Regions from separate parts of the Homo sapiens genome. Here region 1 is linked to region 2. A link is a loop called in an ENCODE intact Hi-C map of the cell type or tissue named here. Cell type or tissue: lower leg skin. All regions are shown on one strand. Each heading gives the region's core, and the rest is flanking DNA. Links, peaks and the distances in the headings are about the cores only. Region 1 has its middle 440 kb from the start of MIR3914-1. Region 2 has its middle 81 kb from the start of CALN1.

Region 1 (15,546 bases), core at 4,173-12,172, 740 kb before region 2:
GGAGTCTCTCTCTGTCGCCAGGCTGGACTGCAGTGGCGTAATCTGGGGTCACTGCAAGCTCCGCCTCCCGGGTTCACGCCATTCTCCTGCCTCAGCCTCCTAAGTAGCTGGGACTACAGGCGCCGCCACCACGCCCGGCTAATTTTTTGTATTTTTAGTATAGACGGGGTTTCACCATGTTAGCCAGGATGGTCTCCATCTCCTGACCTCGTGATCCACCCGCCTCGGCCTCCCAAAGTGCTGGGATTACAGGCGTGAGCCACCACGCTCAGCCTTTTTTTTTTTTTTTAGATGGAGTTTTGCTCTTCTTGCCCAGGCTGGAGTGCAATGGTGTGATCTCAGCTCACTGCAACCTCCACCTCCCGGGTTCAAGTGATTCTCCTGCCTCAGCCTCCTGAGTATCTGGGATTACAGGCTTGCACCACCACGTCTGGCTAATTTTGTTTTTTTTTTTTTGTTTTTTTTTGTTTTTTTTTTAGTAGAGATGGGGTTTCTCCATGTTGGACAGGCTGATCTCGAACTCTCGACCTCAAGTCATCTGCCCGCCTCGGCCTCCCAAAGTACAGGGATTACAGGCGTGAGCCACCGCACCTGGCCGGCCTTTACCATTTTTTAATGGGCTGTTTGTTTTTTGCTTGTTCAAGAGTTTAATCTGTTTAAGTTCTTTATAGATTTGGGATATTATACCTTTGTTGGGTGCCTACTTGTGAATATTTTCTCCCATTCTGTAGGTTCTGTGTTTACTCTGTTGGTAGTTTCTTTTGCTGTGCAGAGAACATGCTGTACAGAAGCTCTTTAGTTTAATTAGGTCACACTTGTCATTTTTTTTGTTTCTCTTGCAATTGCTTTTGAGGACTTAGTCATGAATTCTTTCCCAAGGCTGACGTGAAATGGTGTTTTCTAAGTTTTCTTCTAGGATTCTTATAGTTTTAGGTTTTACATTTACATCTTTTTTTTTTTTTTTTTTTTTTTTTTACGGAGTCTCGCTCTGTCTCCCAGGCTGGAGTGCAGTGGCGCGATCTCGGCTCACTGCAACCTCTGTCTCCCAGGTTCAAGCAATTCTCCTGCCTCAGCCTCCCGAGTAGCTGGGACTAAACGCACGTGCCACCACACCCGACTAATTTTTTTTGCATTTTTAGTAGAGACAGGGTTTCACCATGTTGGTCAGGCTGGTCTCGAACTCCTGACCTCAAATCGTCTGCCTGCCTCGGCCTCCCAAAGTGCTGGGATTACAGGCGTGAGCCACCATGCCCTGCTACATTTATATCTTTGATCCATCTTGAGTTAATTTTTATATATGTATATAAATATGTATGTATAAATATATATATATATTTTATATATAAAGGTAGGGGTCCAGTTTCATTCTTCTGTATATGGCTATCCAGCTATCCAGCACAATTTATTGAATAGGGAGTCCTTTTCCTATTGCTTATTCCTGATGACTTTGTCGAAAATCAGACGGCTGTAGGTGTGTGGCTTTATTTCTGAGTTCTCTATTCTGTTCCATTGGCCTGTGTGTCTCTTTCTGTACTAGTACCATGCTGTTTTGGTTACTGTAGCCCCATAGTAAAGTTTGAAGTCAGGTAATGTGATTTTTCTGGCTTTCTTCTTTTTGCTCAGGATTGCTTTGGCTATTAGGGCTCTTTTTTTGGTTCCATATGAATTATTTTAGAACTGTTTTTTCTAGTTCTGTGAAAAATGATGTTGGTACTTTGATAAGAATAGTGTTGAATCTATAAAATGCTTTGAACAGTATGACTATTTTAATGATTTTGAGTCTCCTAATCCATGAGCATGGAATATTTTTCCTTTGTTTGTGTCATCTATGATCTATTTCAGCAGTGTTTATAATTCACCTTTCACCTCCTTGGTTAGATGTACTCTTAGGTTTTTTTTTTTTGGGTGTGGTTATTGTAAATGAGATTCTGTTCTCCATTTGGCTCTCAGCTAGAATGCTACTGGGGTATAAAAATACTAGTGAATTTTGCACATTGATTTTATCTCCTGAAACTTTACTGAAGTTGTTTATTAGTTCTAGGAGCCTTTTGGCTTTCAAAGAGTCTTTAGGGTTTTCTAGGTATAGAATCATATTATCAGCAAAGAGAGCTAACTTGACTTCTTCTTTTCCTATGTGGATGACTTTTATTTCTTTCTCTTGCCTGATCGCTCTGGCTAGGACTTGCAGAAACAAAAAAATAATAATAACAAAATTAGTTTGAGCATAAAACCAAGTTGTTTCAAAACTCCGGGTGGGAATTCATACACATACTATGTACCCACAAAAAGTAAGGATTAAAAACAGAAGAAAAATAATAAAATTTAACAGTGGTGTGGTGTGGAGGTGGGGGGAGCTCCAGGTGGGGAAGGCTTGCCAGTGCCTTTTACTTGGCTTGTAACCTAGGCAGTCATTCCCTTGCTAGAAGTAAATAGTCATTCTTTCCTTTATAATGTGGTATGGTTTGGCTGTGTCCCCACCCAAATCTCACCTTGAAATGTAGCTCCCACAATTCCCACGTGTTGTGGGAGGGACCCGGTGGGAGATAACTGAATCATGGGGGTAGTTTCCCCGATACTCTTCTCCTGGTAGTGAGTAAGTATCATGAGATCCGATGGTTTTATATATAAAGGGGTTTCCCCTTTTCCTTGGCGCTCTCATTCTCTCTCCTGCCTGCTGCCATGTAAGACATGCCCTTCGTCTTCTGCCATGATTATGAGGCCTCCCCAGCCATGTGGAACTGTGAGACCATTAAATCTCTGCTTCCTTATAAATTACCCAGCCTCGGATATGTCTTTATCAGCATCGTGAAAACAGACAAGTACGTAATGCCTAACTGCATGCTTGCTTAGGGTTTTAAAAACTCCAAGAACTAGCCTCGAAGTAAAACCAAGGCTGTGAAAGGTCCACCCCTAGAAAAATGCTGAGGAGTTCATCTTCAATCTTGCTGCAGTCTAGCTGATACCAGCTGGGCCACCAGATGGCCCATTACTCAAGATAATCACTGGAAAAAGACATGCTGACTTGCATGTAGGCAACTTCTATACAAAGTTTGCCTAACTGCCTCCCTTTAAAACCTCTTCAGCCAGCCCAAGAAAGGGGAGATGGCCTTTGCAATGCAAGTCTGCCATCCCCTTAGGTTATCGGCTCCTGAATAAACCTGCTTTTCCTCCCACCAACCCTTGCCTCTCAAGTTTTGGCTTTGAAGCAGTTAGTAGCTGAATCTGAATCAGTTACAGGCTCATGGAGTCACCAGCAGATTTCGTTTTTGAACCTGGGGAGCTCTTAAAAATTTAGATTCCTGGAGCCTCACTCCAGCCCTATTAAACCAGAACCTTCCAAGCCTGGGCACCTTTGCTTTCTTCAAGTTCTGCTGGTAATGCCTATGCAACTAACCTAGCATAAGCTAGTAAGAACCAGGCCTGATGTGGTGGCTCACACCTTTAATCCCAGCACTTTGGGAGGCTGAGGCAGGTGGACCTGAGATAGTTTGGGGTTAGCCTGGCCAACATGGAGAAACCCTGTCCCTAATAAAAATACAAAAATTAGCCAGGCATGGAAGCACACGCCTGTAATTCCAGCTACTCAGGAGGCTGAAGTGGGAGAATAGCTTGAACCTGGGAGGCAGAGGTTGCAGTAAGCTGAGATGGCACCAGGCACTCCAGCCTGGGCAACAGGAAAAAAAAAAAAAAAAAGAACCCTACAAAGGACATGAACTCATCATTTTTTATGGCTGCATAGTATTCCATGGTGTATATGTGCCACATTTTCTTAATCCAGTCTATCATCGTTGGACATTTGGGTTGGTTCCAAGTCTTTGCTATTGTGAATAGTGCCGCAATAAACATACGTGTGCATGTGTCTTTATAGCAGCATGATTTATAGGGACATGGATGAAATTGGAAACCATCATTCTCAGTAAACTATCGCAAGAACAAAAAACCAAACACTGCATATTCTCACTCATAGGTGGGAATTGAACAATGAGATCACATGGACACAGGAAGGGGAATATCACATTCTGGGGACTGTGGTGGGGTCGGGGGAGGGGGGAGGGATAGCATTGGGAGATATACCTAATGCTAGATGACACGTTAGTGGGTGCAGCGCACCAGCATGGCACATGTATACATATGTAACTAACCTGCACAATGTGCACATGTACCCTAAAACTTAGAGTATAATAAAAAAAAAAAAATTAAAAATAAAAAAAAAATAATAAAAAAAAAAAGAAAAAGTTAAAGAAACTACAATCACTTAGTCTGAAAAACAATGAATAGTTTTAACATGAATCTTTAAGAAGCTAAAACACAGTGACATACTAAGTAGCTGGTATCCATTTTTGAGAGTCAAGAGTGAAAAACGGGAAACTGAGACTGTCATTTTCAATAACTAACTTTGGGAACATCTGCTGCTATCACAGAGGGAAAGTCATTGAGAATTCTGAGTAAAGATCAAAATCAGAATACCATTCTCTCTCTCCTGCCCTTGATGACTTTTATGTAATATATTCCCAGTGAGCTATTGTAGGCTGAGATTGACAGGAATCAGCCAGAAGATGGATTAACAACAGATAAACAGGTTGACTGAAATGTAAATAGATGAAGATTAATGCAGTGGAGAGCATGAACAACATGCAGGAAGAGATAAGACTCAAAATAAGTAAATTGTAATTTTAAAAATTTCGCATGCTGCAACAATTGTCTGAAATAATAAAAATCTGGGAGACCTGGCAAAAAAAAAAAAAAAAGAACCAATGAGAGGTAATACCATTTTGGGTGGAGATAGTTCTAGGAGTGTGTAAATTGTGTGGGCATGAGTGCTGTGCAAGGTAGGGGTGGGACAAGAGCAAGTGCAATTTCCTTTGTCCTCCAACTTGGCTACTTAGGCAATCTCCCTGCTTGCAATGATTTTGGTCTGGCTTTGGTGGCATACACAACAGGGCATGTCCTTGACCCTCGAAGCCTTAATCTCCAGTCAGCGTGAAGCACAGCATCCTGATAGCAGATGTATTAGTCTAGCTTTCCAGTGAAACAGAACAAATGAAATGGATGGATGGATGCATGGATAGATATGTCTGCGAAAGGACTGTATATACAAAGCAGCCCACAAATGCCAAAAAAGCAAGGAAACCAAAAAATGAGGCAGACAAATTCAGTCTGTTGGTATTCGGTGATTTATTAAGAGAGCTTACAAACAGGCGGGGCGCAGTGGGTCACACCTGTAATCCCAGCACTTTGGGAGGTGAAGGTGGGCAGATCATCTGAGGTCAGGAGTTTGAGACCAGCCTAACCAACATGGTGAAACCCATCTCTACTAAAAATGCAAAATTAGCCGGGCATGGTGACGCAAGCCTGTAATCCCAGCTACTCAGGAGGCTGAGGCAGGAGAATTGCTTGAACTTGGGAGACAGAGGTTGCAGTGAGCCAGGATCATGCCACTGCACTCCAGCCTGGGTGACAGAGCAAGACTCCATCTCAAAAAACAAACAAACAAACAAACAAACAAAATGTACCTGGTGTCTTAGTGCTGGCACTTTCCTGCAGGCAGATCTGCATCCATTCCTTGGGAACAAAGACCCAGAGATGCCAACAGAGTCTCTGCCTCTCACAGCCAGCCTCCCCAGGGCACCTGGTGTTGCACAACTCACGTTTATTCCCTTATGTGATTTAATCACTTAGTCCTTGTCTATCAGGGTTTCCAGGGTCTGTAGGCTTCACGAGTGCTCTCATTGAAGTTGAGGGAGGGTGGTATGGAAAGTGCTTGAGGGAGATCCACCCTCTCAAGGTTCTTCAGAATCTAGCTTTGAGTGGCTTATATTGTTCTCATTTGATTCCCTGTGCTACTGGACAATGAAATGTGGCTGGTGCAAGGCTATTTAAAAAATTCAGGAAAATTGTTCTAATTTTTCTTATCATTTAGGTACTGCTGGTACTCAAAATCCCACAGATAACTTGGAGGTTTTCCAAGTGTGGTCCCAGGAGCTGCAACATCAGAACTGCTACAGGACCACTAGGGTCATAGGCCCACTGGACAGCAACAGACCAATTACATGGAGACAGCAGAGTTTGCAGCAGAGAAAGAGTTTAATGAGTGCAGAGAAGCCGAGTGAGGAGACAGGAAGAACCCTCAAATCCATCTCCCCAAGGAGTTCTGGGCTTGAGATTTTAAGGGAATCATGAAAGGCAAGGGGCTGGAGAATTGGGGTTGTTGATTGGTCAAGGAAAGCGGGAATAATATCATCAGGCTGTGGAAAATTCATTCTTTGGTGAGTCGGCTCCTTGTGGAGTCCTTCAGACCAGCTGATGTCAGTAGTTTCACTGGTACGCAGGACCTGAAAGAGTATCTCAGAGGGAAAACTTAACATTTCACAAAGCTTAAGTTGTTATCTATAGAGCAGTTAGGGGGAACTATAATCTTATGACAGGAAACAGCTATGAAGAAGCAGGTCAGAGAGCAAACTGCCTTTATGATGAACGCTGAATGTGCTGTAAGCTTGGTTTATCTTCATTTCTTCCCTGACTAATTTTATAAAGTGTATAGGGAGGGTTTCAGAGTAACCTGGAAACATGTTAGAAATGCAAATTCTCAGGCTTCACCTCAGACCCACTGAATCCGAGACTCTGGAGTGGGCTCAGCCATCTGCGTTTTTGCTTGTTTTTGTTTTGTTTTTTAGAGACAAGGTTTCATTCTATCACCCAGGCTAGAGTGCAGTGGTACAATCATACTTCACTGCAGCCTCCAAATCCTGGGCTCAAGTGATCCTCCCGCCTCAGCGTCCCAAGTAGCTGGGAATACAGGTACACATCACCGCACCTGAATATTTTTTTGTTTTTGTAGAGCTGAGCTTTCACTGTGTTACTCAGGCTGGTCTCAAATCCCGACCTTAAGCAGTCCTCCTGCCTTGGCCTCCCAAACCACTGGGATTACAGGTGTGAGCCACCACACCTGGCCTCAATCTGTTTTAACAAGCCCTGCAGGTGATTAGGATGCACTCAGCTTTGAGGACCACTGAGGTTGCAATTTAGCCTTCTCGAGGAACCATCCTCCTAGGGCTTTCTTTGAGTGTCCAAATCCCTTAGATGAAGGCAGAGATCAAATCAGTAGGGGACTGAGGGTTCATTAAGATAGAGAGTGATACCGGGAGCCCGGAAGCAGGCAACAACCACAGTTTCTTACATACCCTAACAGGTAATAAACTCATTCACATGCTTTCACTGAGTCTTCATAATGTGGCATTTTAATGATGTAAGCAAGCCAGGAGCTTTGAGCTTCCTGTACCAGGTAAGGACACTAAGACCAGAGAGAAAGACAGGCTAAGGCTAGGATCTGGGGACAGGCAGAACCTGGGTTCACCTCTGCCATGGAGGTTTGCTTGGAGAAGAAACAGGCAGGATTCAGTCAGAATGGCGATTGTTAAAAAGTCAAAGCCGGGCGCAGTGGCTCACGCCTGTAATCCCATCACTTCGGGAGGCTGAGGCAGGCGGATCATGAGGTCGGGAGTTCGAGACCAGCCTGGCCAATATGGTGAAACCCCATCTCTACTGAAAATACAAAAATTAGCCAGACATGGTGGCACACACCTGTAATACCAGCTACTTGGGAGGCTGAGGCAGGAGAATCGCTTGAACCCGAGAGGAGGAGGTTGCAGTGAGCTGAGATCATGCCATTTTACTCTAGCCCAGGCAACAGTACCAGGCTCCATTTCAAAAACAAAACAAAACAAAACAAAAGTCAAGAAACAACAGATGCTGGGGAGGCTGTGGAGAAATAGGAACACTTTACACTGCTGGTGGGAGTGTAACTTAGTTCAACCATTGTGGAAGGCAGTGTGGCAATTCCTCAAGGATCTAGAGCCAGAAATACCATTTGATCCAGCAATCCCATTACTGGGTATGCACCCAAAGGAATATAAATCATTCTATTATAAAGATACATGCACACGTATGTTTATTGCAGCACTATTCACAATAGCAAAGACATGGAACCAACCCAAATGCCCATCAATGATAGACTGGATAAAGAAAATGTGGTACATATACACACCATGGAATACTATGGAGCCATAAAAAGGAACAAGATCATGTCATTTGCAGGGACATGGATGAAGCTGGATGCCATCATCCTCAGCAAACTAACGCAGAAACAGAAAACCAAACTCCGCATGTTCTTACTCATAAGTAGGAGCTGAACAATGAGAACACATGGACACAGGGAGAGGAACAACACACACCGGGCCCTGTTGGGGGTGGGGGCGAGGGAGGGGAGAGCATCAGAATAAATAGCTAGTGCATGCTGGGCTTATTACCTAGGTGATGGGTTGATAGGTGCAGCAAACCACCATGGTGTACATTTACCTATGTAACAAACCTGCACGTTTTGCACATGTATCCTGGAATTTAAAGCAAAATAAAATAAAAAAGAAAAGAAAAGAATAGGCAGAATGGTATTTCTAGGGCAGTTACAGTGGGCAGTGTTGGATGGCGGAGGACGTGGCCCTGTCCTTGGTACACACAGGTGTGAGGGGATAAGGTACATTCTACGATGCTGGCTGTAGCAGAGGCTAGCCAAGGTCACCTTTCTCTTTTTAAATTTTATTTTATTTTATTTTAGACTCAGGGGCAGCATGTGCAGGTTCGTTACATGGATATATTGTATCCTAGTGAGGTGCAAAGGTCACCTTTCTTTGGTTTTGGCTGCAAAATTATTAACGCAGCCCTGTAGTCATACGTGTTGCCTCAGCCGACCTCACTGTACCTGGAATTCTGATTTTTTTTTTCCAAAAGGAAAAACGTTCAATGTTATTTTATTAAATGCAGAAGATAAAACGTTTCGCAGCACCGGGTCCAAGGAAGTGCAATACAACAGCAAAATGCAATGGCCGCAGCAGCTCAGTGATGGGCCGAGACTCGTCCCGTGTGGCGGAGATGCTGGCATCCCCCCTGTGGCTCCAAGCGCTGAGCTTGGCGGCGGGGACCTGGCGGCCCCGGCTCGGCTCGGGACAGGCAGGTGTGGGGAGCCGGCGGGTTGGAGGGCGTTTTGACGCTAGAGGGCGCTCGGTGCCCGGCGAGGGAGGCGGCCCAGGCCGGCGGGGGAGCGCGCGCCTCTGCACTTGCACCCAGCTCTCCGCTGCCTCCTGCCCTGTCTGCTCCCCAGCTCAGGACACTGTGGTCACAGCAATAGGAGCGGCGGTGCCTGGGCCGCTCCGAACCTAGGTCACCTGCTGGAGGAGGGAGAGGTCGCCTGCTGCTCTGCAGGAGGGCTTCCGTCTGCAAGGTGAGCTGGGCTGGCTGCAGCGCCTCCTCCTCCTTGCAGCCCTCCCTGCTACACCCCGGGCATTTCTTGCAAGCTCTCTGCCAACGCGTAAGACACCTGGGAGAACTAGGAGTTCATCCCCGGGGCCTGATGTGTCCAGGCTGTTGGTGTGGAAAGGAGTCTGTGCCAACAGACACCCGGGGTCACTGCCACCCCGGAAGCTGCTCTCACCCTTCCGAGGACCGGGAAAGCAAGTGTCCAGCAATGGGGAGCCTCTCCATTAGCCCGGCGGCCTCCTTGACTGCCAATCAGCAAGCCTGAGAGGTAGTGCCAGCAGAAGAACCGTTCGGGGGGCCGGGGGGTGCACCTCCAGCTCGGCCAGTCCTGAGAAGGGGCAGCTGTGGTAGCCAGGGCAAGTCACCCATCTTTCTGCAGTTCAGACCTCACCTGCAAAGTCTTAATTTTAGGATAGGATTTTCTAGATTGCTAGGGAAAAATATCTATGAAAATAAAGCCGATCTAAGGAGAAAAGGGAAAGAAGAAATAAAAAAAGCAAGGGAGAAATGGGAGGGCAGGAAGGGGGAGAAATGGAGGATGTCTCTGTCTCTGTCAAAAACCTAACTTTTGTCAAGATCATCATCCCTGGGCCCTCTCCTTAGTGCCAACCACTGGCATTTTAAATTTTGTTTGTTTATGTTAGAAATGGGGTCTTGCCGTGTTGCCCAGGCTGGACTTGAACTCCTAGGCTCAAGCAATCCCCCTACCTTAGCCTCCCTAGTAGCTGGGACTACAGGTGCACACCACCATCCCCAGCTTCTTTCTCTTTTTTTTCCTTCCTTCCTTCCTTCCTTCCTTTCCTTTCCTTCTCTTTCTTTTTCTTTTCTTCGTCTTTTCTTTCCTTCTCTTCTTTTCTTTCTATTCTTTCTTTATTTTCATTTTCTTTTCTTTCTTTCCTTTCTCTTTTTCTTTCCCTTTCTTTCTCCCCCTTTCCTTTCTCTCTCTCTGTCTCTGTCTTCTCTTTATTTTTTCTCTTTCCTTTCTTTCTTTCTTTCTCTTTTTTTTTTCGCTTTCTTTCTTTCTTTCTTCTTACATTTTCTTTCCTTTCTCTCTTTCTTTCTTGATGGGGTCTTGCCATGTTACCCATTGCCCAGACAGGATTCAAACTCCTGGATTGAAGGAATCATCCTGCCTTAGCCAGCAGAGTAGCTGAGATTCAGACGCACATCACCACAGCAGACAACCACTGGCCTTTGAATGCATGGTCTCGCCCCCACATGTCTCATGCCTGCTCCTCTCCTCTACCTAATTCCTCTCTATTCTCTTTCCTCCACACTGTTCTCGGAGCTTCTAGAGGAAGCCTTGATGGAAGAAGCAGCAGCCTTCCAGCTTGGCCTCTGCCACAGATTCCCCAGGGTGCACCTGTCCCCAGGCCTCAGTTTCCCCATCTGCTAAAAAGCCTTCTGTGACTTCTAAGTACTTTTCTGCTCTGACATTTCAAATAGTCAAACAGTCCAGGCTCTCACATTTCCCTGGCTCAAACATTAAAACTGCCTGGGGAGCCTTAAAATATTATGGCCTGGGCACTTTCCTCCCCCTCCTCATTGAGAAGTAATCGGTCTGCGGTGGAGCGTTGCAGCAGTATTTTTTAAAAGTTCCCCAGATGATTCAAATGTGCAGCCAGGGTTAGGAACCTCTGGCATCATATTCCTGCTCTGAATGATTTGCATGTTCCTAGGAGACCCCTGGAAACCGTGAATTTCGCCACTCAGCTTATCTCTGATGTTGGAATAGCAGGCAGGGACAAAGGTTTGGGGTGGTATTTTCAGACAGCCCCCTCAAAGGCTTATGGGTCCCTTGAAACCCTCTGCAGCCCTAGGTAGACAATGGGCATTAGAAGGAGAGGAAAGGGGTTTCTCTCTCTCTCCCTGCCTCTATGCCCCTTACTTCGACCACTTCCTGCCTGCTTCTCCCCTCCCCTCCCCTCCTCCCCCTCCTCCCGGTCTGGCAGCTTCCACCATCTGGAATTGCTTTCCTGCCTCAGCCTTTCTCCCTAGCTTCTGTGTTCTCTTTCGTTCCTCTCTCTCTCTCTCTCTCTCTCTCTCTCTCTGAGACAGGGTCTCACTCTGTCACCCAGGCTGAAGTTCAGTGGTGCAGTCTCGGCTCACTGCAACCTCTGCCTCCTGGGATCAAGCGATCCTCCCATTTCAGCCTCCCGAATAGCTGGAACTACAGGCATGCACCACCACGCCCAGAGGATTTCTTGTATTTTTAGTAGAGACCGGGTTTCACCATGTTGCCAAGGCTGGTCTTGAACCCCTGAGCTCAAGTGATCTGCCTGTCTTGACCTCCCAAAGTGCTGGGATTACAGGCATGAGCCACTGTGCCCAGCAACTTCCACGTTCTCTTGAGACCCTTCCTTCTCCAGGATAAGTTCCTTCTCCCTCTCTCAGTCCTCAGCCTGAAGTGGCAACCAGAACCCCGCAGCTAAGCCCTGTGGGGTGATGAGTCCCACAAAGGGAAAAGTCCCTCACGAGGACATTCCAGGGCCCATGCATGGAGCAAACACATCAGTATCTTCATTGCCTGGGCTGAAGCCGGACTCAGACTCATTCTGGGAACTGTGAGATTCTGTGGCTGTCTGGAGGCTGAGAGGGAAAGTTGTGCACTGTGGGTAAGAGGCAAGGCCAGGGCTTGGGGACCTGGTTCCTGTCCTAGTTCTGCCATTAACTGCTTGGTGCATAACCTTGAGCTCAGTACTTCTCTCTGGGTGATATGGTTTGGCTATGTCCCCACCCAAATCTCATATTGAATTGTAGCTCCCATAATCCCCATGTGATGTGGGAGGGACCTGGTGGGAGGTAATTAAATCATGCTATTCTTGTGATAGTAAATAAGTCTCACAGGATCTGATGGTTTCATAAAGGGGAGTTGTCCTGCACACACTCTTTTTGCCTGCCACCATGTAAGAAGTGCCTTTGCTCCTCCTTCATCTCCCGCCATGATTGTGATTTTTTTAACTGGGTAAAAATCTAGGTTGATACTTTGTTCTCAGTCTTTTAAAGAAATTACACCACTATTTTCTAGACTGATTCCTGATGTCTTCAGTCATTCTTTTCTCTGGTTCTTTGTGTATAATGTCTTTTTATTTTATTTTATTTTTTTGAGATAGAGTCTTGCTCTGTCACCCAGGCTGGAGTGCAGTGGTGCGATCTCAGCTCACTGCAGCCTCCACCTCCTAGGTTCAAGCAATTCTCCTGCCTCAGCCTCTCGAGCAGCTGGGACTACAGGCGCATGCCACCACGCCCAGCTAGTTTTTGTATTTTTAGTAGAGACGAGGTTTTGCCACATTGGCCAGGCTGGTCTTGAACTCCTGACCTCAGGTGATCTGCCCACCTTGGCCTCCCAAAGTGCTGAGATTATAGGCGTGAGCCACCACACCTGGCCTATAATGTCTTTTTTCCCCCTGGATGTTGAATTTTTTTAATCTTTATTGCTTGATTTAAGCAACTTAGTGCAAAATCCTTCATGTTTCTTGTGTTTGGGATTCACTGAGCTTCTCGAATCTATGGTTTATAGTTTTCATCAAATTTGGAAAAGTTTTAGCAACTCTTTCTCCCCAGATTTACTCAGGTACAATTGACAAATAAAAATTGTACACATTGAAGTATACAATGTGATGTTTGATATATGTAGATATTGTAAAATTATCACCACAATCAAGCTAATAGACATATTCATCACCTCATATAGTTTGTGTGTGTGTGTGAGAACACTTAAGACTTATTTACTCTTTCAGCAAACTTCCAGTGTACAATCCAGTATTATTAACTAGAGTCAACATGCTAACCACTAGTTCTCCAGAATCTGTTCATCCTGCATAGCTGAAACTTTGTATGCTTTGACCTGTATCTCCCTATTTCCCCGACACACAGCCCCTGGCAACCACCATTCTACTCTCTGCTTTTATCAGTCTGACTATTTTAGATTCCACATATAAGTGAGGTCATATAGTATTTTTCTTTCTGTGTCTGGCTTATTTCACTTAATATAAGGTTTTCCGGGTTCATTCATGTTATCACTAATGCCAGGCTTCCATTCTTTTGTATGGCGGAACAATATTTCATTGTGTATGTACTGCACATTTTATCCATTCGTCCATCAATGGACACTCATGTTGTTTCCATATTTTGGATATTGTGAATAATGCAGCAGTGAACATAGAGTGAAGATATCTCTGTGAGACACTGATTTCATTTCCTCTGGATATATACCCAGAAGTGCTGGATCATATGGTTACTATATTTTTAATTTTTTGAGGAGTCTCCATAATGTTTTCCAAAATGGCTGGACTAATTTACATTCTCACCAACATTATGCAAGGGTACCTTTTTCCCCACATACTTGCCAACACTTGTTGTTTTGCTTTTGAAAATAACCAATCTAACAGGTATGAGGTCATATCTTGATACAGTTTGGCCATGTCCCCACACAAATCTCATCTTGAATTGTAGCTCCCATAATTCTCACGTGTTGTGGGAGGGACCCAGTGGGAGGTAATTGAATCATGGGGGTGGTTTCCCCCATACTGTTCTCGAGGTAGTGAATAAGTCTCACGAGATCTGACGACTTTATAAAGGGTTTCCCCTTTTGCTTGGCTCTCATTCTCTCTCTTGCCTGCTACCATGTAAGACGGGTCTTTCACCTTCCACCATGATTGTGAGGCCTCCCCAGCCATGTGGAACTGTAAGTCCATTAAACCTCTTTTTCTTTATACATTACGCAGTCTTGGGTATGTCTTTATCAGTAACGTGAAAACGGACTAATACATATCTCATTGTAGCTTTTATTTACATTTATCTGATGATTAGTGATATTGAGCACATTTTCATACACCTGTTGGCCATTTGTATGTCTTCTTTGGAGAAATGTTTATTTAGGTCTTTGTCCGTTAAAAAACGAGGTTATTTTGGATTTTTCTTTGGTTTGGGGAGGTTTTCTGTCTTTGGCTATTGAATCGTTTGAGTTCCTTATATATTTTGGATATGAACCCATAAACAACTGTATGTTATTCAAATATTTTGTCCCAATCCACAGGTTGTCTCTTCCCTCTGTTGTTTCCTTCGCTGTGCAGAAGCTTTTTTAGTTTGATGCAGTCCTATTTGTCTATTTTTGCTTTCGTTGCCTGTGCTTTGAGGGTCATATCCAAAAATCATTGCCCAGGCCAATGTCATGGAGCTATTTATCTATGTTTTTCTTCAAGTAGTTTTAAAGTTTTAGGTCTCATATTCAAGTCTTTAATTGATTTAATTGATTTTGAGTTGATTTTCGTATGTATTGTGATATGAGGGTCCAATTTCATTCTGCATGTGAAAATTCCATTTTCTCAACGCCACGTATTGAAAACTGTCCTTTACTCACTGTGTGTTTTGGGCACCTCTGTTGAAAATTAATTGATTATAAATGTGTAGGTTTATTTCTGGGCTCTCTGTTCTGTTTCATTGGTTATTGCATCTATTTTTATGCCAGTGCCATGCTATTTTGGTTAGTAAAGCTTTGTAATATATTTTGAAATCAGGTAGTATGATGCCTTCAGCTTTTTTTCTCAAGATTGTTTTAGTTTATTTGGGTCTTTTGTAGTTCTATACAAATTTTAGAATTAATTTTTTATTTCTGCAAAATATTTCATTGGAATTTTGATGGGGATTACATGGAATATGTAGATCACTTTGGGTAGTATGGACATTTTCACAATATTAATTCTTCCAGTGCATGTACAAAGGATGGCTTTCCATTTATTTGTGCCTTCTTCAATTTCTTTCATAAATGTCATACATAGTTTCTGGTGTACAGATCTTTCACTTCCTTGGTTAAATTTATTCCTAAATATTGTATTGTTTTTGATACTATTGTAAATAGAAAGTTTAAAATTTCTTTTTCTAGGTAGTTTGTTCTTAGTGTATGGAAACACAACTGATTTTTGCATGTAAATTTTGAATCCTGCAACTTTACTAAATTTGCTTATTTGTTCTAACAGGTTTGTGGTGGTGTATCTAGGTTTTCTATATATGAGATTATGTTGTCTGCAAACACATACCATTTTACTTCTTTCTCCATGACTCAGATACCTTTTATATATTTTCTTACTTAATTACTCAGGCTAGAACTTACAATACCATGTTGAACAAAAGTGGTAAGGGTGGGAATCCTTGTCTTGTTACTGATGTTAGAGGGAAAGCCTTCAACTATTCACCATTGAGGATGATATTATCTGTGGGTTCATCATACATGGGCTT
Region 2 (15,546 bases), core at 5,114-13,113:
CCTGGCCAACATGGTGAAACCCCGTCTCTATTAAAAATACAAAAATTAGCCGGGTGTGGTGGCATGCACCTGTAATCCCAGCTACTCCGGAGGCTGAGGCAGGAGAATCACTTGAACCCGGGAGGTGGAGGTTGCAGTGAGGTGAGATCGCACCACTGCACTCCAGCCAGTTTGCAACAAGAGCGAAACTACATCTCAAAAAAAAAAAGTTAACTGTTACTGGACTAAATGTAGATATACAGTCATATGTTGCTTAACAGTGAGCATATGTTCTTTTTTATTTTTATTTTTGGAGGCGGAGTCTCACTCTGTCGCCATTGTTAGGCTATTTCATCGTTATATGAACATCACAGAACGTACTTACAGAAACCTAGATGATATAGCCTACTACACACCTAGGCTAGATGATACAGCCTATTGCTCCAAGCTGCAAACCTGTACAGCAAGTGACTGTACTGAATACTGCTGGCAACGGTAAAACAATAAGTATTTATGTATCTAAACATATCTAAGCATAGAAAAGGTATAGTAAAGATACAATATTATAATCTTATGGGACCACCGTTGTATATGTAGTCCGTCATTGACAGAAAAGTCATTATGCAACGTGTGACTTAATGAACTTCTCAATAAAAAGGCTGTAGTAATAATACATATAAACCTGTAAATCATCTATATCATACCCTTTTTTACAATACAATAACTTTTTTTTTGAGATGGAGCCTTGTTCTGTCGCCCAGGCTGGAGTACAGTGGCATAATATCAGCTCACTGTAACCTCTGTCTTCTGGGTTCAAGTGATTATCCTGCCTCAGCCTCCTGAGTAGCTAGGATTACAGGTGCATGCCACCACACCTGGCTAATTTTTTATATTTTTGGTAGAGACTGAGTTTCACCATGTTGGCCAGGCTCGTCTCAAACTCCTGACCTCAAGTAATCCGCCTGCCTTGGCCTCCCAAAGTGCTGGGATTACGGGAGTGAGCCACCGAGCCCAGCCACAATACAATAAGATTTAGTTGTACTACCTCTTCACTTGTATGTAGGTCTAAAAAAGTGTTTTTGAAAAATTTAAAGCTTTAAGATTTTTTATTAAAGTCATTTATATTTTCTCCAATTTCTTCCTTCATTCATTCAATAAATACTCACTGATTACCTACTATATGGTAGCTAGTAGATTTCTTATAAAACATCAAATTTATTTTCATCAGGTACTTTAGTTATATAGTTATAGAATGCAACTGGGGCAACATTTATTTTGCTTCCATACAAAATTTTAATGGATTCAGAATCTAGCCACATTCACGGGAGTATTCTTATTATGTATCATGTGTGTATCATGCTTTATAATCATCGTCGATGTGGATGTATCTCTCCTTCCTCTTCTTTCTTTCTGGAGATAGGGTCTTGTTCTGTTGCCCTGGCTGGAGTACAGTGGTGTGATCATAGCTCACTGCAGCCTCAAACTCTTTGGGCTCAAGTGATCTCCTGCCTCAGCCTCCTGTCTACTTCATCTTTGATATGGGTGAGGGATGAACAAGGATCTATGGGGCTAAACAGTTGGCGAGAATGGTGTGAAAACAGACAAGGTGAGTAGACCTCAGAAGAGGACCAAAATAGGGGGTTGTAAAAGTTTAACACGTGTGAAAAAGACTGGGACGGGCAGCTGCTTGTGGGTGTTGAGACCAGGAAATAAAACTCCCCAGCTGGGGAATGAGAAAATAGAGAGGTGGCCAGGTGCGGTGGCTCATGCCTGTAATCCCAGCACTTTGGGAGACTGAGATGGGTGGATCACCTGAGGTCAGGAGTTTGAGACCAGACTAGCCAACATGGTGACACCCCGTCTCTACTGAAAATACAAAAATTAGCTGGGTGTGGTGGCAGGTACCTGTAATCCTAACTACTTGGGAGGCTGAAGCAGAAGAATCGGGTGAACCCAGGAGGCAGAGGTTGCAGTGAGCCAAGATTGCCCCAGTGCACTCCAGCCTGGGCAGCAGAGTGAAAGAAAGAAAGGAAAGAAAGAAAGAAAGAAAAGAAAAGAAAAGAAAGAAAGAAAGAAAGAAAGGAAGGAAGGAAGGAAGGAAGGAAGGGTAAAGAAAGAAAGAAAGAGAAAGAAAGAAGAAAGAAAGGAGAAAGAGAGAGAGAAAGAGAAAAAGAAAGAAAGAGAGAAAGAAAAAGAAAGAGAAAGAAAGAAAGAAAGAAAGAAAGAAAGAAAAGAAAAGAAAGAAAGAAAGAAAGAAAGAAAGAAGGAAGGAAGGAAGGAAGGAAGGAAGGAAGGAAGGAAAGGAAGGAAGGAAGGAAGGAAGGAAGGAAGGAAAGAAGAAAATAGAGGGGTGCTTCATGAGCAGTTTTAACCTGAGCTCAAGGACAAATACCATGCTGGGCATGGTGGCTCACACCTATGATCCCAACACTTTGGGAGGCCAAGGTGAATCACTTGAGCCCAGGTGTTAAAGAGCAGCCTGGGAGGATCACTTGAGCCCAAGTGTTTAAGACCAGCCTGGACAACATAACAAGACCCTATCTGTACAAAAAAAAATTTTTTTTAATTAGCCAGGCATGGTAGCACATGCCTGTAGTTTCAGTTACTTGGGAGGCTGAGGCAGGAGGATTGCTTGAGCCCAGGAAGTTGAGGCTGCAGTGAGCCATGACTGCACCACTGCACTCCAGCCTGGGCAATAGAGCAAGATCCTGTCTCAAAAGAATAAAAAAAAATAAAAATAAGAATAAGTTTTAAAAAGGACTAATACTTTGGGAATTGATAGAGGTTAGGGGGCCTAAAGTTCACTCTCCCTTTCTTTCAGAATTCCAGCTAATAAGAGAGCACTCAGTGAGTGGCCAAATGGATACCAGAGAATCATTGTTATTAATGGGCCACAGAGTACTTACTAACCCCAAAGTGTAGGGCTCTCTGCTAAACTATATTGGAGCACGTGCCTTGGACCAGATATCTGATGTGTCTCCTGTTACCCTGCCAGCTTCAGGAAGAATCACAGGCCTGCCTCACGTACCCATTCACTTTTTTTTTAGATATAGGATCTCACTCTGTTGCCCAGGCTTGGGTACAGTGGTGCAATCATAACTCACTGCAGCTTTAATCTCCTGGGATCAACCCATCCTCCCTCTTCAGCCTCCCAAGAAGCTAGGACTGTAGGCACATAGCACCATGCCCAGGTAATCTTTTTATTTTTTGTAGAGATAGGGTCTCACTATGTTGCCCAGGCTTCCAGTTACTTCTTAAAAACTGATCCTTATTCTGACCCAGGTGAGCTTACTCATGGAAGCTGGAAGCATAGGAGAGCCTACAGACTCCTTATCGACCATGAGACAGTCAAGATAGATATGGTAAAATTTTTTTTTCTTCTAAACTCAATCCCCAGTTATGTGGTTCAAGGATTATTGGGCCCTGTGAGTCCATCCGCCAACCCTCCACCCATGTGAAGAAGTATTGAAACCATGGGAACAGAAGTGAAGCTTTTCCCTCCAATACTCCTCCTCCAGGCCACAGATTCAGAAGGCCATCTCCTCTTTGGAAACAGGGGAAACAGGCAGAACAAGGGAAAATCATTCTCCCTTGACCAAAAAGAATCACGATAGCTTTTCTGAATTCAATTCAACATATCCTTGCTGAGTACCTGTGATCCCAGCCCTCCTGGCACAGTCTTATCTGTAAATATTCTTAGCAGAAGTAAGAAAGCAGAATTGGAGCTTTTCTTATCTTTCACTTACACTTTCTTAGTACGATTTTTCTGGTAGCTTAAGTCTGATGTCCTATGAAGTGTGAGGGATCAAGCCCAGGACAGTCTAATCTCGAGAAAGAGTGTCACTCTATTAAAGTGACTGAATCCCACTGAGCTTGTTCACCAGCTGGAACCGCAGAACTCATGTTGTTTCTTGACTGTTTGCCTCAAGAGGAACCTCTTGAAAGAGCCTTTATTTCATGTTCCTAAAAACTGGAAGCAGCAAAAAGAAAGGAGTGGGTATGAAGGTTGGCAATTGCACCCTCTAAAGCCAACCCTTTGCATGAAGATAAGAAGGAAAGACACTATGGTGGAGGGGGTGGGTCCCATGGTAGCCCCAACCTTCAGCACCCTGTGACCAGGCAAGAGACAGTTGTTGCACCGTCTTCCTCATAGCAGAGTCTAGCTGCACTCAAAGACTTCCTTATCACTCCCCAATTCCAGGGCTGCTGGGACATGTACCCCAATGTCTTTCTCATACATTTCAGGTACCAGGAAGTCCACATATGGCTGGATCCTCATATGAAGCCAAGTCTCCTGGCTCCTAGCCAGGGCTCTCTAGACAGCCTAGTGGAGACCATTCCAGATAAAAATTACTTTCTTTGGTGTCTTTGCTGTCTTAGGCAAAGGAATTGCAAGTAAAGCTTGAAGAGATTAAGGCTAAAGAAATAAGTGGGAAGAAATAGAGACCATGGCTTCTCCTTGGCAAATAGAGGAAGACCTTCCACATTAGTAGAGTTCAAAAGAGTCCTCCAGAAATGGTCGTCTATAGTGTGTCTTTCCACATCAATCTAACCCCCAAGGGCTTAGGGATTCCAGCAAGTAGAAGACCTTTAGAAAATGCTTATACAGTATGATCTCAATTATGCAATTATAAAATAAAACAAAATAAACAAAAACACTGTGTGGACAAAAAGACTGGCAGAAAATACTATAAAATGTTGACAGAGAGGGTTATATAGAGCAATGACTCTGGAGTCAGGCAGACGCGGATTTTCATCTCCTCTGCCATTTACCCACTGTGCTGCCGTGGCCATGTTGTCTAACTTCTCTGACCTCAATTTCCTCCTCTACAGTAGGAATAATAGCACCTACCTCAAAGTGTTTGATATGGTTTAGCTCTGTGTCCCCACCCAAATCTCATGTTGAATTGTGGTCTTCAGCGTTGGAGGAGGCGCCTGGTGGGAGGTGACTGGATCATGGGGGGCAGATTTCCCCCTTGCTGTTCTCCTGATAGTGAGTGAGTTCTCACGAGATCTGGTTGTTTTAAAGTGTGTAGTACTTCCCCTTTGCACTTTCTCTCCTGTCACCATGTGAAGATGTGCTTGCTTCCCCTTCACCCTTCCACCATGATTGTAAGCTTCCTGAGGCCTCCCAGCCATGCTTCCTGTACAGCTTGCAGAACTATGAGTCAATTAAAGCTCTTTTCTTCATAAATTACTCAGTCTCAGGTAGTTCTTTAGGCAGTGTGAAAATGGACTAATACAGTGTTGTTGTGAAAATTGCATTATATAATGTATGTAATGCCTAGTGCTTAAAATGATGCTCAAGGCCGGGCGCGGTGGCTCACGCCTGTAATCCCAGCACTTTGGGAGGCCGAGGCGGGTGGATCACGAGGTCAGGAGATCGAGACCATCCTGGATAACATGGTGAAACCCTGTCTCTACTAAAAATACAAAAAAATAGCCAGGCGTGGTGGCAGGCGCCTGTAGTCCCAGCTACTCGGGAGGCTGAGGCAGGAGAATGGCGTGAACCCGGAAGGCGGAGTTTGCAGTGAGCCAACCAGCCTGGGCAACAGAGCGAGACTCCGTCTCAAAAAAAAAAAAAACAAAAACAAAAACAAAAAACAAAATGATGCTCAAAAATTGGTGGTTGCCCAGGTGCAGTGGCTCATGTCTGTAATTCTAGCACTTTGGCAGACTGAGGCGGGAAGATCAGTTGAGGCCAGGCCTTCAAGAGCAGCCTGGGCAACAGAGCAAGATCCTATTTCTGCAAAAAGTTAAAAAATTAGCCAAGTATGGTGGTGTGCACCTGTAGTCCTAGCTACTCAAGAAGCTGAGGCAGGAGAATCGCTTGAGCCCAAAAGGTTGAGGTTGCAGTGAGCTATGATTGCACTACTGCAGCCCAGCCTGGGCAACATGGTAAGACTCTGTCTCAAAAAGAGAAAAAAATGGTGTTCTGCAGCCTGACAAGGGTTCTTTTCTTTCACGTTCATTCCATGAGGCACTTCACTGGGGCCTTCAGGACTGCTGTGTGCAAATAAAGCCCATTTCTTCAGGACAAGCCTCTGCCCTGTGCAATTAGCTGCAATGGGGAGGTAGTGGGGAAATGAAAACTCATAGAGTAGAGAGGAAGACCACTGCTCACAACTGCACTTTTATCCTCTCATTAAGTGACCAGAGGCCCTGAAAGAACACACCAACGGTCATTTTTTGCACAAGTAGCAAACACTGAGACACTGTTCCAAACAGCAAGGTAATTCAAGATGCCATAAGTTATGTCCTCTTGTTGCAAATATTACATAACAGATAGAATTTTCCCTTTAACTAAGATATGGGGCAAACTATGGAGGCCAAACAAGGGACTCCAACTCTCAAAGGCAGTTTCTCCAGTGCCCTCATCATGCTCCCAATCTCATCTCTACCCTTGGGCTCAAAGGATCAGGCACCTAGGCTAGGCCACAGCTTTTCAAATTACAACTACTGCAAACAACAGAGGTAGCCGACAGGTAAGACACAAACAGAAATGTGCCACCTTGGCCTTCAGTGTGAACTACATTTGTTCTCAAGAGTGTTTAAGCCAATAGCTCATGGAATTTAAAACTGAGAATGAACTTAAATGTCTAAGCCTTGGTTTCCCATATAAGACTCAATCTATTGACATACCCAAGGTCAGAGAGTTAGTGGCGTGATCTTGGTCAATTCAAATAGCAAAGCCAGGTCTAGAAGCCAAGCCTCCTAACTGCCAGCCAAAGATGCTTCCTCTAAAGATGGATTTTGTTTTGTCCCACATTGCTGGGTTGATTGGTTCCACCCTTTGGGAGGTGCTTACTACAGGGGCTGTTGTACAAGATGGAGCAACGCAGATCTTGCATGCAAGTTGGGTGAGAATTGGAAGCAAGGCCTTGCCACCTGTGTAGTCCTGCGGCTGCTGTTTCTCACAGTCACAAGCTGTCACAGACCTCCAGCTAATGCCAGCAGGGCTGTGGGGGCACCATGCCAACCGCTGGGTCAGCCCTCGTGGCTCTAATAGTTGGACTAGTGATTAGAATGAAAGTACCCACTCTTATCTGGACCTGGTCATTATCTGTGAATGGGGACAACAGATGAGCCCCTCACAGCACCATGGCAACGATCAGAAAATACACTGGCTGCCGAGCACCGGAACAGTCGTGCTCCTGCAATGCATCCCTGCTGGCACATGCTATCCAGGACGTATGGACAATGGTATGTTCGATCCTCAGAAAATCGTCATCTCCATCACAGATGACTAACACATTTGCAGAGACTAAATCACAAGGACAACAAGATAAATGTAAAAATGTAGCTGAACACGAGTATTCTTTTTTACAGCTTTGAGATAGAATTCACCCATTGAAAGTATGCAGTCCAGTGGTTTTTAGAATACTCACAGAATTTGGCAACTATCACCACAACCTAATTTTAAAACATTTTCATCACCCCCGAAAGAAACTCCACACCCTTTAGCTGATATTCCCCAGTCTCCCGCCATCTCCCCGGGTCTCCCACCACCTCCCCGGGTCTCCCACCATCTCTAGGCAGCCACTAATCTCTGTCTCTATAGATTTGCTTATTCCAGACATTTCACAGAAATGGTATCATACAATATGTAGTCTTTTATGATGACTAAATGGCCTCTTTCATTTAGCATAATGTTTTCAAGGTTTGTCCATGTGATCAATTATTCTTTTTTTTTTTTCCTTTGAGACAAAGACTGACTCTGTCACCCGGGCTGGAGTGCAGTGGTGCAATCTTGGCTCACTGCAGCCTCCACCTCCCAAGTTGAAGTGATTCTCCTGACTCAGCCTCCCGAGTACCTAGGACTACAAGCATGCACCACCACTCCCAGCTAATTTTTGTATTTTTAGTAGAAACAGGGCTTCACCATGTTGGCCAAGCTGGTCTCGAAATCCTGACCTCAGGTGATCCATCCGCCTCAGCTTCCCAAATTGCTGGGATTACAGGCATGAGCCACTACACCTGGCCGATTAATTATTCTTATCATAACTCTTACAGCATCTTTTCTAGATCTTGAAGCCCTTCTGAAATGTCCTCAAACATTTTGGTTACTATTGGAAGGAAAACAAATTCTATTTACCCAAGTTTTTAGTGTGCTAGTGCAGGTGGCATTGTGTTATTGCTGAGATAAGGTCAATCAATTTATTTATCTGTATCAACAGCCACTAAATACTGGGCTTAAAAAATATTTAGTGTGCTTTGTGGGTGTAGTTTTCTCATCATGTATAAGTCTAGGGCTTGTGGCAAGAAGCAATTATTCCCAAAATAACACACTTTGGAAGACTGACACAGGAGAATCGCTTCAGGCTAGGAGTTCCAGACCAGCCTGGGCAACATAGAGAGACCTCGTCTCCACAGAAAAATGAAAAAATAAGCTGGGCATGGTGGTGCATGCCTGTAGGCTCAGCTACTCAGGAGGCTGATGCAGGAGAATCGCTAAGCCCAGGGGTTCAAGGCTGCAGTGAGCCATGATTGCGCCACTGAACTCCAGCCTGGGCAACAGAGCAAGACCTTGTCTCTAAAAATCTGAGCCCCGTGGAACTTGGAACAACTCTCTTTCACCTGATGGATGTTCGTGCATTCGGGGATGCACAACACTGCCCTCTGCTGGACAGTGTTCCAGGAAGACTAAAAAAGTCAGTAGAATACACCAGTCAGAAATGGCACCAAAGGTCCAGAGGACCTGCTAGCAAGCTTACCTTTATTTGTTCACTAATCAAAGAACACTTAAAGGGCACCCACGCCGTGCCAGGCACTGTCCTGGTAGTAACGCAAAGATAGGCAGTGACTATTGCCCTCCAAGTGCTCCTTGTTAGAGAAGTTCTTTTTGACGCAAGCTGGGACACCTCCCCACCTGCGGGAATTCCCTGGACCTCAACTTTGCCCAGAACACATGTCTCGGGTACCACATCAAAGGCAACACAGGCCGGGCGCGTTGGCCCATGCCTGTAGCCCCAGCACCGTGGGAGACCAACACTGATTGCTTGATGCCAGTCTGGGCAATATAGCGAGACCCCATCTCTACAAAAAAAAAAAAATTATTTTAATTACCCAGGTATAGTTGGGCACACCTGCAGTCCCAGCTACTCAGGAGGCTGAGGAGGAAAGATCGCTGGAGCTCAAGAGTTCGAGGCTGCAGTGAGCTATGATTGTGCCACTGCACTCCAGCCTGGGGGACAGAGAAAGACCCTGTCTCAAAAATAATAATAATAATAATAATAAGATTGTTCCTCTCCATATGGTCCTCCCCAAGGGCTGTGTGAGTGCCCTTATGGCATGATAGCTGGCTTCCCCAAAATAACACCTGTAAGCTGCAACGCCTGCATGACCTGGTCTTGGAAATCACCCCCTATTACTTCCACTTTCTTCTGTGAGCCACACAGCCAGCTCAATCCAATGAGGGAGGGACCCACACAAGTGCATGAATTCTAGGAGGCAAGAATCATTGAGGGCCATCTTGGAGTCTGACCATTGCGTGATGATTCCATTTTTCTTCCATTTTCCATTCCCATTTGAAGGTCAAAATCCAGATTCCTAACTGTTGTTTGAGTCCACCCTTTAAATTTCTGCCAGGTGTTCATCCAATCTCTACCCAAATCCTCCTTGGGCAGGAGTCCAAGGTCCTCCAGCTCTGACTGGTCTGTCCTCAGATGGCACTGACTCTTGGAGATCTCCTACCCAGGCTGGGTCAGTTCCTCCTCGTGTGAGTCCTTCAGTTAGTTAAAAATAGCAACCACGGTCCTTCAGTAAATATTGATTGAGACCTACTCTGCACCCAACCCACTGTGCTAGCTGCTAGGGACATTGCAGGGAACAAGGCACAGTCTTTGTCCCAAGAACTCATTTTGGTTTGGCATCCCTTGCTCCATTCAAGCAGGTCCATGCCACACCCCATGAGCAAAAGACCCCTAAGCCTGACCTCAAAGAAAACCCCTCTCTGTTAGTCAAGGCTCTTCTGGTAGCAAATAACAGAGAACAAAACTCAAATGGCCTCAAGAAAACAGAGAAGTGTGGACAAACGGTGGGCTATAAAGTTGCTTGGAATCTGAGGCAAATCGTTATTGCTTCCGAAATACAATTGAAAAGATGTGAAGCTGATGGATAGAAAGCCACAGAATTTTTAATATTGCTCTGATATCTAGCATCCTTCCTGAACTTTTATTTTAATTAAAATTGCTTCTATAGATTCTTTCAGATTTGTATATCATGGGCAGATAATTCTATTTCTGTTTCTTCTATTCCAATTTGTTATTGTTTTCAGTTTTTTTGTTTTGTTTTGATGCTCTGTTGCCCAGGCTAAGGTGCAGTGGCACAATATTGGCTCACTGCAACCTGTACCTCCCAGGTTCAAGAGATTCTCCTGCCTCAGTCTCCCAAGTAGCTGGGACTACAGGCATGCATCACCATGCCCAGCTAATTTTTTGTATTTTTATTAGAAACGGGTTTTTGCCATGTTGGCCAGGCTGATCTCGAACTCCTGACCTTAGGTGATCCACCTGCCTCGGCCTCCCAAAGTGCTGGGATTACAGGTGTGAGCCACCATGCCCGGCCTCATTCCAATTCTTACACCTTTTCCTTTTTGCTTATTTTTACACTTGTTAAGACCTCCAGTATAATGGAGAATGAAAGTAATGATAGTACACATCACTACTTTATTTTTAAATACTTTTTTCTTCTAGCTCTGATAATGGGGGATAGTTTGTATCAGAAAAAACCATCTGTTGATAACAACTGTAAACAATGGACAAAATATTAAAACAACTATATCATGTCCTTGGAGAGTAGCCAAAGCCTGGCAGAAATTAGGGAACTATAAGCCTTGGAAAAATGGAAGTACACAATGTGAGATTCAAGTTTAACCAGCTTTTCTTCTGAAAGCACTCTTCAATTTGTTTGGGGCCTAGGGACTAGAATTCAATCAAAAAGCTAACAGTTGGGTTGGGTGTGGTGGCTCACGCCTGTAATCCCAGCACTTTGGGACACCGAAATGAGAGGATTGTTTAAGACCTGGGCAACAAAGCAAGACCTCACCTCTACAAAAAATTTTTAAAATTAGCCAGGTGTGGTGGTGTGCACCTGTAGTCCCTGTAGTCAGCAACTAGAGAGGCTGAGGTGGGAGGATTCCTTAAGCCCAGGAAGTTGAGGCTGCAGTGAGCTGTGATCGCACCACTGTATTTCAGCCTGGGCAACAGAGCAAGACTTATTAAGCTAAAGTTTTATTAGGGCTTATAGTCTTATGAGGCCAAAGAATCATAGGTGAGAATTTGGAGCTGCCAGAGAACTGGAACTGAGAGACAAGGAATGTGGAAAAGGAAGGAGCCACAAAATCCTTATGTAAGTACGCTCTCAAATCCTTGGCTGAATTTTAACGTCTGTGCATGGAGGAAAGATTCCAATGAGCCCAGAGGAAAGGAATAGCTGAAAGGGAAAAAAAGCTGAGCAGAGATTTTAGCAGGCGCTCAGTGCTATTAATAGAATGACAGACTTGGCCGGGCACAGTGGCTCATGCCTGTAATCCTAGCACTTTGGGAGGCCAAAGCGGGTGGATCACCTGAGGTCAGGAGTTCAAGACCAGCCTGAACAATATGGTGAAACCTCGTCTCTACTAAAAATACCAAAACTAGCCAGGCGTGGTGGCACGCATCTGTAATCCCAGCTACTCAGGAGTCTGAGGCAGGAGAATCGCTTGAACCTGGGAGGCGGAGGTTGCAGTGAGCTGAGATCACGCCACTGCACTCCAGCCTGGGTGACAGAGTGAGACCCCATCTCAAAAAAAACAAAGGAATGACAATGACAAACTTTAGAGTTAAAATCTCACCAACTTAAAGGGATTTGATAAATACTTCAAGATTTTTAATTACTCCTCAAAGGGCCATGCCCTGAGATTAGGAAGCACATGCTAGGGTTAAGAGCTACATCCTAGAAACGAGCAAAATCAAAACAGAACCATGAAACAAAGCTTTCAACTAAACTTCTGGGTGATCTGCCAGTGGGTCTACTAGATCTGCTAGAACAGAATTTAACACTCTTCAGAGGAAGATAACAGAATGCAGAGTCTCTACAATGTATCATCCACAAGGTTATTATACAATAAAAAAATTACCAGACACGTGAAGAAGTAACAAAATGTGACGACTAATAAATAGAGGGGAAAAAACAGTTAATAAATAGTATCCCCACAGGCAACCCATGTGTTGGTATTGAGAAAAGGACTTTAAGATAATTCATAACTATACATTAAAGTTTTACAGAAGAGAAATTGGTTGTAATGGATAAAGAGACAGAGAATCTCAGAAAAGATGTGGAAACTCTCAAAAAGTACCAAGAAGAAATCTTAGAACTGAAAAATACAATATGAGAAATTTTTAAAAACCATTACACAAGATTTGTAGAAAATTGAATATGGGGGATGGGGAAAGAAAGGTTATTGATTTAAAGACAGATAAATAGATAAATTATCCAAAAGTAATCCAATGTATAAAAAAGGTGAAAGCCTCAATATCAAGTAATACCAAATAGATCCATAATACCAAACCTCCCTAATGTGTATTTGCCATCTCAGGAGGAGGGAATAGAATCGAGAATTTTTAAAATTTCAAGAAATATTGGCCAAAATTTCTCCAACTTTGGTTATAAACATCAAATCCTATTTATAAGAGGCTTAACAGGCCTCCAAAAAATTAGTTAAAAAAAAAACTTATACCTAGCCACATCATGGATAAAAACCAAAAAGAAATAGAAAATCTCAAAAGCAGTCAGGAAAAAAAGACACATTACATACAAGGAAGCAATAATAAAAATAACAGCCAACTTTGTACTCAATAAATGGAGCCTGGAAGACAAGGAAATTACATCTTTAAAGTATAAAAAGAAAAAACTGTCAACTTAGAAGTTTATGTCCAGTAAAACTATTCTTCAAAAATGAATGCAAAGAAAACAAGACATTTTTAGATAAATTCAGTTGAGATCATTTTTTGCCAGCAGATCTTTACCACGAGAAGTGCTAAAAGAAATTTTTTAGGCTGAAGGGAAATAATATTATTTGGAAAAGGAATACTACAAGTTATTAATTAATAGTTGATGGATTCATGAGTTTTCTTTTTATCACAAATGCAAAATATCATTATGAACTCATTCCTCATTATGATAAATAAAGCACTAATTTAGGTACTTTTTTTAATGTTTTAAAATAAACATTCTTATGAATTATTCATATACTTATTTTGCAAAATATCAATTTAAGATAAATTGACTCATACACAGACTCATACGCAAATAATTGTTCCTTGGAAAAAGGAACAATACTATTATAAAAAGGAATTAGTTAATATTGGGGCAAATATAAAAGAATAATTGTCTATAAGGAATAATTTTTTTTGAGACAGAATCTCACTCTGTAACCCAGGCTGGAGTGCAGTGGTGCAATCTCAGCTCACTGCAACCTCCACCTCCTGGGTTCAAGTGATTCTCCTACCTCAGCCTCCCTAGTAGCTGGGATTACAGGAACCTGCCACCACACCTAGCTAATTTTTGTATTTTTAGTAGAGACGAGGTTTCACCATGTTGGCCAAGCTGGTCTCAAACTCCTGACTTCAAGCGATCCACCCACCTCAGCCTCCCAAAGTGCTGGAATTACAGGCATGAGCCACTATGCCTGGCCAGCTGAAAGAAATCTTTTAGGCTAAAGAGGAATAATATTATTTGGAAAAGGAACACTACAAATTATTAATTAATAATTGATTGATTCATGAGTTTTGTTTTCATCACAAATGCAAAATGTTATTATGAACTAATTCCTCATTATGATACATAAATAAGGCAATAATTTAGGCACTATTCTTCTGAATGTTTTAATATAAACATTCTATAAATTATTCATATTATTTTGCAAAAAAATCAGTTTAAGATAAACTGACTCACATGCAGACTCATATGCAAATAATTGTTCCTTGGAAAAAGGAAAAATACTATTACAAAAAGGAATGAGTAGTATTGGAGATGGTTAATATTTGGGCAAATATAAAAGAATCTATAAAAAATTATTTTTTAAGAATTTGCCATTAATTATAATTTTTGCTGCATACTTCCGCAAAACTTTCTTTCTTTCCTTCCTTCCTTCCTTCCTTCCTTCCTTCCTTCCTTCCTTCCTTCCTTCCTTCTTTCTTTCTTTCTTTCTTTCTTTCTTTCTTTCTTTCTTTCTTTCTTTCTTTCTTTCTTTCTTTCTTTCTTTCTTTCTTTCTTTCTATCTTTCTCTTTTTTGAGACAGTGTCTCGCTCTGTTGCCCTGGCTGAAGTACAGTGGCACGATCTTGGCTCACTACAACCTCCGCCTCCCAGGCTCAAGCGATTCTCCTGCCTCCGCCTCCCTAGTAGCTGGGATTACAGGCATGCACCACCAAGTTGGGCTAATTTTTGTATTTTTAGTAGAGAGAGGGTTTCACCATGTTGGCCAGACTGATCTCAAACTCCTGACCTCAGGCTATCCACCCACCCCAGCCTCCCAAAGTGCTGGGATTACAGATGTGAGCCACCTCGCCCGGCCTCAGCTGAAACTTTCTGTGTCTCTTTTGTGGGTCTCATGAACTTCTGTTCGTTCCTTCTTTTTTTTTTTTTTTTTTTTTTTTTTTTTTTGAGACAGTCTCACTCCGTCGCCCAGGCTGGAGTGCAGTGTCGCGATCTCGGTTCACCACAACCTCCGCCTCCCGGGTTCAAGCAATTCTCCTGCCTCAGCCTCCCGAGTAGCTGGGACTGTAGGCATGCACCACCACACTGGGCTAATTTTTGTATTTTTAGTAGAGACAGGGTTTCACCTGTTGGCCAGGCTGGTCTCAAACTCCTAACCTCAAGTGATCCACCTGCCTCAGCTTCCCAAAGTGCTGGGATTACAGGCGTGAGCCACCGTGCCCAGCTTGCTCTTTCCTTCTTTATCATCCCCTCTCCGCTGTTTATATAACCTGTCCAATTCCTGTGATTACTGATATTCATTTATTTAATGAGTAACATTTTGTTTCTTAAAATCTAAAAAAAAAACTAAAACTGATATGAAAACATACACTCAAAATTCTGAGTGATGAGGCACTAATGTTATTATCTTATTCTTTGTGCATTTCTATTTTTAATTTTTTTGTTTACAATGTCCAGTTACTTCCATTCCAGATTCACTGTGTATTAATCAATTTATCTTAAATTGATTTTTTGCAAAATAATTATATGAATAATGTATAAGAATGTTTACATAAAATCATTCAAAAGAACAGTACCTAAATTGTTGAATTATTGATTTATCATAATAAGGAATTAGTTAATAATAAAATTTTGCATTTTTAATGAGAATAAAACTCATTAATTAATAAACTTTTCCAGGATTCTTCTCTTTTGCTGCCTCCTAAAGACAATTCTGTCTCTCCTCTCTTCCCATATCTTCCAAGAAGAGCTTTAGTGATACAAAATCAGGAGAATGGGTAGAAAGACACCAGGATTGGAGATAAAATACTCAGAAATAAGTTGGGGTAACAAGTGAATAATAGTTTCAAGGATGAGTGGCTTCAGAGTA

The links. Peaks named below come from ENCODE experiments on the same cell type or tissue, not always from the same donor. Only the 100,000 strongest peaks of a DNase experiment are listed, where the experiment ranks them.
Region 1: it touches region 2 in a loop (6-fold over the local background); 41 of 110 quality-filtered maps call a loop at or near these places.

The regions. Positions count from the first base shown.
Region 1 is chr7:71,743,238-71,758,783 of GRCh38, forward strand. No RefSeq gene overlaps it. Among named protein-coding and RNA genes, the nearest start is that of MIR3914-1, 440 kb to the left of the region's middle. RefSeq lists silencers at 8,978-9,057, 9,098-9,167. In lower leg skin, for the core only: no CTCF peak of the experiment used is centred there; DNase peaks (open chromatin) are centred at 9,074 and 9,554.
Region 2 is chr7:72,485,677-72,501,222 of GRCh38, forward strand. It overlaps a transcript of CALN1 not described here. Among named protein-coding and RNA genes, the nearest start is that of CALN1, 81 kb to the left of the region's middle. RefSeq lists an enhancer at 8,332-8,391. In lower leg skin, for the core only: no CTCF peak of the experiment used is centred there; a DNase peak (open chromatin) is centred at 8,595.